Regions from separate parts of the Mus musculus genome. Here region 1 is linked to region 2. Evidence: chromatin contacts called from ENCODE Hi-C data. All regions are on one chromosome and are shown on one strand. Each heading gives the region's core, a stretch centred on a gene start or an enhancer-like site at or near the end of the contact. The rest is flanking DNA. Distances are from core to core; before and after follow the strand shown.

Region 1 (4,361 bases), core at 515-3,014, 160 kb after region 2:
GCTGTGTGGCTGGTGACATTTCCGGCTGCCAGTGCCCAACCAATCAGTGACAGACTCAGCTAGCCAGGACGATGACACATGAAATATGATAATTTTCTCTAAAGAGTCTGGGAGGGGAGGGGGCTGGTTTTGGCTGGGAGGGTGAGGCAAACAGGGCTAGGTAAGAGAGAGCCAGGCATGGGTTTCAGTGGTCTGCCTGGCAGGACCAGAAGAGGAAATGAGAGCTGGGGCTAGAGCTGGAGGGACCTGTCCTAGAGTGGCCCTAGGCACAGAGTGATGGAGGAGCCTGCTGATGGTCAGGAGCAGGAGGCAGGTAGCATGCCCGGGATGATCCTCTGGGGCTCTTGGCTTGAAATAAGGCTCTTCCTTTCAAGTAAGAGTAAAGTTACTTTTTGTTTTTTCTCAGTGGTACCTCTTTAAAAGCTAAAACAAAACTGGATTAGATGCCATCTGGGTGGCTGAAGTAGTTGGCATGCACAGTTTAGGCTGGGGGTGGTTTATCTCCCTGCACTGTTGTTCAACCTTCATGCTCAACTTTGTTCCAACCTCCCCCCCCCAGACCCCGCCCCCCCCAAAAAAGTTAAAAACAGAACAATGACAGCAATGAAACCTTGCTAACAAAAATGTAAAGAGGAGCCAGATCAGAATAGTCAAATACCAAAGCCCAGGTGGCAGTTTCAATTTCCGATGTAAGTAGAAGAAAACCTGTCCTAGAACGGGAACTGGGGCTGAATCTCAAGGTGGATCAGAAATGGTGCCAGAACCATCCTGTGGGCTGGGAACACCTTTCAGTTCCCTGAGACTTGGGCAGGGCAGGGCAGGGCAGGGCAGGGCAGGGCAGGGCAGGGCGGGGCAGGGCAGGGCGGGGCGGGGCGGGGCGGGGCGGGGCGGGGCGGGGCAGGGCAGGGCAGGGAGGCATGCTCTGGGATTAAGCTGGAGGTGGAGGGTGAGCTTCAGTAGACACTTCACTGCCTTCAGCAGTGACACTCTGGCCCTTCAGGAGCAATAAGGGACCCCAGAGGGGTGACCCCTGTTTTGAAAAGTCTGCCGAGAGTCTGACCTATTAAACATGAATGTTTAGAAGTGTTCATGTGCAGTGCTATTCATCATTGGGAAGCCCATCATGCAACAAACATGTGCTTCGCATATATCCTGTATTTGCATATGTTTCTCCCACCATGTAATGTATTATCCATGTGTGCAGATATATGGATGTCAATGAACATTGTTACTGCCTGCTATTTGCCCTGTGTGGCAATAGGCCTGGTGCTGCCTGCCTTCTTTCAGTATTCCCAGCCATGCTATTCAAGTGATAATTGGTGTACTGTATCTTTAAAAGGTTAAAACCCCTTAAAAAAAAAAAAAAAAAAGGTCTGGACTCCTAGTGGAAAAGACAAGCGGGGCATGGGTTGGCTCTGGATTCAGAAAGCAGCTGCTGATTAGATTCTGTGTCTGCGGGCTGAATTTATTCCGTGTTTCCAGCAGGAATTCAAGAGGGATGCTTCTGTTTGGGTTTCTGATCGTGATTTATATTTATTCAGAGGAATAACAGAGGGTGGATCTGTTCCCGGCGCGAGCATGCTCACCACCAGCCGACTCTCCCATTATCCCCCTGCCTAGTTTGGTGCTCCAGTGTACATGAGTATTCCGTGTGCATATGTGTGTATACAAACACGCATGCACGCCTGGATGGACAGACATACGCACAGGTTATTTCTTAAGAGCAATTCCTTCAATAAGGTCTTTACCCCTTACTTGAAACAGGTGTTTATGAAAAAAAATGCACAATATCCCGACTGACCGGAATAATTGAAGAAGGGTGCTGGATCCGTGGGTCAGAGAACACACAGGACCAGCTTGCTACCCCAAGGCTGAAGGTAGGGGACTCTGGGTTTTTATTCCGCGGATGGATTCCTTGCGCTTTATTTTTCCCTGATTGTGTTTTCTCCCGCGGCCGCCACCGGGAAGTGCCACAGTGCTGGGATTCCATTTTGTCGCTGCCTTTCTCACGCCAGGTGTCTGGGTGGCGGGGCTGGCAGGGTGGCCACAGTGTGCGCGGTGGTCTGCGCGCTCGGCCTGGCTGGGGGAGCGCGAACCTCAAGTGACCCCCGCGCGTCAATCACTCGCAGCCGTGGCTGGGCTGTAACCCTGTGCGCGCCGCGCGCCCCCCGCGATAGCTCGGCTGCGTTGCGCTGCAGACCTGGCTCCTGGGCCAGGCTGCTGCTCTAGGAAGGGTCAGGCCCCAGAGATGTCTATTAAGTGCTTGGTAGAAGGATCATTTTGGTCTGATGCTGGGTGCCAGGACCGAAGGGAGAGATTTTTCTCCCTGCTCGCAATCCTGCCACCCCCTGAAAACGATTCCACGGGGGTGGGTGGGGGGTGAGGGGAGAATCACACCTTGTCAGTCCTCTCCCCAAAGCACACTACACCACACCAAACTGAAGTGGGAGTGGGGGTTGGGGGAATGTCTTGCCCTGTCACTAATAAAGCAGGTGCCCCTTCCTAGATGTCCCACATTTCACCATATTTTAAAATGGGAACACTGCTGGTGACAAACGGCCCCTGGGGAGGTGATGGGCAACCAGACTGGTGGCTGGGACAGAAGTAGTGGAGTAGAGGAACTCAGAGATCTGTATGGACTTCCTTGAAGCTGGCTGGTTTGGTTTATACTGCTTGTCAGGGTCAGGACCCTTTCTGTGGCTTGACCTGCCCTTGAACTTTGGGGACAATGTTTGCACAAGAGCCTGCTGGCTTAGAGGAGTGGTACTGTGGTCCTCTTTGTGCTTTGCATCTCAAAAGTTCTGGCAGCCTTTGGTTTTGCAAGGCGGTAGCCAGGTGCCCCGGAGATATCAGGCATGTTTTGATTTTTTTTTTTTTAACCCAGGCTTGCCTTCTGTTGTTGGGGTGGGGGTGGGGAGTGGAGGGATGGGAGAATGAGAACAAGGCATTTGTTGAACTAACCTCTACAGAAGTGTTCTCCAACCCATGTTTATGTAATTATGTAATCCCAACTAATGATCAGACCCAGTGCCCAAATACTAGCATCAGCCCTCTGCACTCAAGTTGGGTGCTTTTGTTGTTTATAATGTCTTTATGTAATTATGTGTGGGATGACAGCAGGAAGCATGTGGGGACAAGGAAGAATCATTTGAACAATTTGAGGGTCAAGAACACAGGCAAAGAGCAGGATTCTTGCTTGAGGACAGAGGTCTCAGAATTGGGTTGGTGTTGATCTCAAACTTTCCCACTGATTTCTGCCCAGGTGATGCTTGTCTGAACTTTGTGTTGTAATCTCACCCCTCTCTGTTCATGGAGAAGGATATAGCCACCTCTGCGGGGCCCTCAGGTTCCTAACTCAAGAGGATAAAGGACACTGGGTCTAGGGTAGCCACTTAGGTGCCTCCAGAGGAAGGGCCAAAGAAAAGTCTGTCCTGCTCGCTGTGGAGAGTTTTTCTCTGGGGTGGAGCGAGCCCCATGTTGGTGGATCTGCTTGAGTGCAGCCTTGGGAGCTGGATGCCCTTTCCATCCTTGCATTGCAATATTGGAGGTTTTACAAGGTAGGAGGATAGCTGTCCTGTGAGGAGCTCTGCAGGCAGGAGAGTTTAGTTCTCCCTTCCACCCAACTCTGTAAAGTACCCACAGTCCACAGAGCTCTTAATATAGAGACCGAGATCATGTTCCTTATCTGTTCCTCCTGGGGCTGGTGGGCAGGTTTGTTAAACTGGTGACTACATCTGACCTCCTAAGGCTAAAATTATTTTCTGGTCCTCAAGACTCTGGTACAGCAGTTGGCTGGTGGGGGCGGGGGTGATGGGAGCGTTGTTGCTTTAAAGGCTAACTGCTACTGTGCGCTCTGTAGATCAAGATGTACTCAATTGGCACTATTGTCAAGCTGTCTCCGCCCATTGTATTACAGCAGTGGCCACCCTCCTCAGAGTGCAGAAGTGTAAGCTGCTCTTGGACCCCTGCCAAATGAGCCAGGGAGGCATTTAGTGTGTGAAAGGTTCAGGCAAGAGGAGATACATTTAGTCTGAAGTCCTGGCAGATTCCAAGATTCAACTTGATGGAAGATAACATTAAGAAAGCTGTGTGACAACTAGATAGCTTTCAACTTGTCTTTCTTCCTGCTCAGCAAGTTCCTTGGTGTCTTTCAGGGTTTTATTTATTTATTTATTTATTTACTTATTCCCCTAGGCCCTGACAGACCGGTTTCCAGTCTACTACCCAGGGCACATTTTACCACTCCCTAACTGTACCAGGACAGGCAGGGCAGGGAACCTGGCTCCCTGAGCAAGCAGCTCTGCTCTTCGTCTGTAGCACTGGTGGAAGGACTAGAACTTTGAGAAGAGGATGAGATAGAT
Region 2 (4,008 bases), core at 360-2,859:
TGAGAAACTTCTCAGGACCATGGAGCTCTTTTCTACCTGAATCAGTGTACCCAGACTGGGGCAGATCTGGGGCAGGCAGGAGCTGTGACCCTCTAAGCCCCCTGTCCACAGCTACTGGGTTGCTTTAACAAAAACAACTGACAATGGAGAGGTAGGGGAGGGTGCAAGAAGATCTAAGGGTTCCTATCCTTACTCAAGGCCTTGAAGGTGCTGGCAGCTTCCTGGGAGGCACAAACAGGCTGGAGGTCCAAGGGCAAGGCTGGGTTATGGCACACAGCAGGGAGGAGGCCACTTCTCCGAGGCTGGGGATTGGACATCTCCTTCTCCTCCAACTCATTCAGCTTCTTCACTGATTCCAGCTGGACTTGGAAGCCATGGTACTAGGGAGAAGGGACGGGTGAGAGGTCATCAGGCCCTGGTTAGGAGCAGGCAGTGCCATGAGACTGGGCTCATCAAGGTCCCGTGAGTCCTCCAGAATATTCTCTGGGCTCACAAAGAGTCCAAAACACAGCAGAAAAGCAGCTTGTGGGGAGGGAAGTAGAATTGCGATCTGCCACCACCAACATAGAGGCCTTCTGTCCCAGGCTGCTCACAAAAGGCTGTAGAGCTCTGTAGGTCATCATATGGGCATTAGAAACAAGAAGACCCTTGTGTGTTCAAATCCTGTCTTTCCCTCCATCCAGCTGGTTGTCTCTTTCCCATCTGACATGACCTTCCCTTGTGGAAGCCTAGTACTAGACAGGTCAGCTAACAGGTCCTCTCTCTGGCCTGGTGAAGCTTGCTCTATTGAGACTGATTCTCTCAACTCCTCCTCCTCCTCCTCCTCCTCCTCCTCCTCCTCCTCCTCCTCCTCCTCCTCCTCCTCCTTCTTCTTCTTCTTCTTCTCTCTCTCTCTCTCTCTCTCTCTCTCTCTCTCTCTCTCTCTCTCTCTCTCTCTCTCATTCTCTTCCTGGAAACCCTGCCTGATATAGACGCTAGACTGTAGTAGTCACACAGGTTTAGGGAAACCAGAAGCATCCTGCCACTCGACAACCAGGGCTGATTCCATGCCCCACCCATCTAACACTCCCTGGGAGGCCTCTGAAGTCCATGTTCCCTTTGTCTGGCCTTTGCTCTGCCTAGAACATGTTCACCCAGGCTTGACACCATTTATCCTCCAGTGAGCACAAAGGTTCCTTACCAGGGAATCCATTCTGTGATTTGCCCATGTAGGTGAGCACAGGCAGGGAGCCACAGAGTTCCCTCTGGGCTCCTCTAGGGTTCCTTCCACACTGTGGCTGTGCTGACTTCCAAGGAGAGCAGAGGAGACTAAACCTGCCACTCTCATTACATCTATCACTGCCGCTGTTGACACGCCTGCAGTCCCAACCCAACAGGTGTCTAGACTGGCTGCTGGGCTGAGCCCAGGTCCTCCAGGTAAAAGGTAGGCTGGCTGGGGGTCTCACCTTGATGTAGACACCCTGTGCACTCTGCAGGAGCAGCAGCAGGACGACGGCAGCCCACAGTTGGCTTCTTGACATGGCCTCGCTTCCAAGCTCACACCTCTGGGTTCCTGCTTCCTCTGCTGTCCACCTGCCTGCCACCTGCCTCTGGGCCAGCAGCCCCTTATAGGCCAGGGTCCAGAGCTCTGGTCACTTATTAACTGTCTGGCTGGGGTGGGGTTGACAGAGGCCTGGCTCTTTGACAGATTCTGACTTGGTTCCAGGAAGGGGATAGGGGCGATGATGATGATGAAGAAGAATCCAAGCTTGTGGGAACATGGTCTGCCAAGGGCCTGGCATGAATAGGGCTCTGTGGGAAGACCTTGGACCACTTCACTTCTCACTCTCTCCTCCACACCAGGAGGAGGGGAAAGGTGATGGATCAGGAAAGTGATATCAGGTAAAGTGATTTGCCTCAGGCCAAACAGACTCTTCAGTTGTGTCTTTAGCCCAGGTCAGCTTGTGGTTCTTTGACTTGCAGGCAGATGGCTCAGAGCAAGGAGGGCACACAGAGTTGACTTCAGAGTTTTCCAGTATTAACTTCTCCCATATCCAGCATCCTGCACGGAGTCTAGAACTGCGGAAAGACCAGCCTTGTAACCAGCCTTTGCCTGCCCTTTCCCATGTGTACCCAAGAACAAGTGAGTATAACCATATCAACTGATATCTCAGCAGCCAGCAGGTCAACATGGTGTGGAAGAAAGAGCTCAGATCTCCTAGGAGATGACAAGGGTTCAGTGCCAGAGCTGTGGCAGCTGCTGTGTGAGCCTGGGGTGTCACATCAAGTCTGACTGAGGTTTTCTTTTACTCTCGGGTCACACACGTCTATCGGAAGCCACCCACAGAGGTAGCTGTGGGTAAGATGGGCTCCAGTCCCTTGAATTTACCTTCATTCTCTGGGTGACTCATCTCTAACAGGTCCCTTAATCTCACAGTGCACCTCCCCAATGGGTGAAGGTTGGAGCAGGGAGAAGAGGGTCAAGTCTCTCTGATGGGGTTATCACCATGGCCAGGTCCAGCTACTTTGAACAGTGGTCCTGCTGGGACTCAGCTGGCCCTGGTACAGACTGACACGTGGCAGGTATCCCAGCATGAGCCTGAGCTGAAACCGCCACAGCCTACCTGGGCACCTATAGTCCTTCAGATTGGTGGTTAAAAGAACATGCTCCTTCAGGCCTGTCCTGCTCTTGCATGTGTGATACACTTCATCTGCCCAGAACACCTAGATCCACGCTTATCTTACGTCGAAACAGATAAAAGTCTCCGGTGAACTTTGGAGTTTCTTATGTCTTGTTTTGAATCCAGACTTCGGCCTTTATTCTTTGGAGTCTTTGGAGTCTCACACTCTCTTCTCTCTAAGATGCTAATAACCGTCAGATAACAGTGGCTCACATGTTTGATCATGAGTAATGCAAGGTATGACGAGGCTCTCTGCCTGGACTCTCTTGGGGAGTAGTAGCAACAGGCTGGTATTCTGTCTGGAACCTCTAATTGTGCTCAGCCTTCATTGCTACAGTGAAAGAAGCTCGAGGCAGGGAGGGAGGGAAGCAGGGAGGCAGGGAGGCAGGGAGGCAGGGAGGCAGGAGGCAGGGAGGCAGGGAGGCAGGAGGCAGGGAGGCAGGGAGGCAGGGAGGCAGGGAGGCAGGGAGGCAGGGAGGCAGGGAGGCAGGGAGGCAGGGAGGCAGGGAGGCAGGGAGGCAGGGAGGCAGCGAGGCAGCGAGGCAGCGAGGCAGAGAGGCAAGGAGGGGGACATGGGCTTGGGCCCAGACTCCAGCTACTATCCATCATGCAACCTTCCTTACCCTCCACGACTGTTTTCTCACCACTGAAGTCAATAACACAATTAGTAACCTAACAGTGTTTGTGGGAACTAACAGCCCTTGTCCCAGGAAACCACTGTCTGTCCCTGTCCCCAGATAGATCACTTCTCCAGCACATGCCCAGGGGATTGGGTTCACCACCCGTTCCTCTCCATGACATCTTCCCAGACAAGCCCTGTTTCTGAACCTGGGGGGGGGGGTGGGTAACAGATTGGACTCCCAGCCTTTTAGGCTGGACTCATTGCCATTCTATCTAGAGCACTGGGTTTCCTAAGTCATGTCACCTCAGATAAGTGATAGAACTTCTGAGATTTTAGCTCCCGGTTTGTAGAAAAATGACGGGTTCCTCAGTGTTTGCAATTGTCATGAGCTACCATCCCACTCTTTCCATGGGACAAGCTCAACCCACTGACCACCATATCCAAGGATAGGAGCCAGCCTTCAGAGTGTGAAGGTCCCAGAGTGGGGCTTGCCCTCCTTTCTCCAGCCACTGGGTATCCCAGCTGGAGCCATTGTTCCCAGGGAGTGAGTCACGACTTCCTCTTCTGCCTGTCAAGACTCAAACTTTCCAATCCCATTTCTAATCTCTTTACAAATGACCCACCATCCATGAAGGACAAGTTGGCCACTGATGCAAATTCTCACTGCCAACCTGACCAGCTCACTTACATCATATGCACATGGAAAGCCACTTCTGTACCAGCCTG

Evidence for each region. Hi-C counts contacts between places; a loop is a spot of excess contacts on that map.
Region 1: a map of left cerebral cortex shows a loop between it and region 2 (2.6-fold over the local background). The contact joins the promoter of Hivep3 here to the promoter of Guca2b in region 2. A Hi-C loop is called at or near these places in 5 of 37 maps with a recorded cell type or tissue (CH12.LX, left cerebral cortex and v-Abl transformed pro-B cells).

What each region holds. Positions count from the first base shown.
Region 1 is chr4:119,812,914-119,817,274 of GRCm38, forward strand. Hivep3 (human immunodeficiency virus type I enhancer binding protein 3) reads left to right here and starts at 1,765. Exons shown (of 9, transcript NM_010657.3): 1 at 1,765-1,877.
Region 2 is chr4:119,657,336-119,661,343 of GRCm38, forward strand. It overlaps Guca2b (guanylate cyclase activator 2b (retina)), which reads right to left and starts at 1,610. Exons shown (of 3, transcript NM_008191.2): 1 at 1,446-1,610; 2 at 194-380. The coding sequence starts at 1,520. It overlaps Gm35761 (a long non-coding RNA gene), which reads left to right and starts at 953. Exons shown (of 6, transcript XR_868074.3): 1 at 953-2,338; 2 at 2,787-2,897; 3 at 3,917-4,008.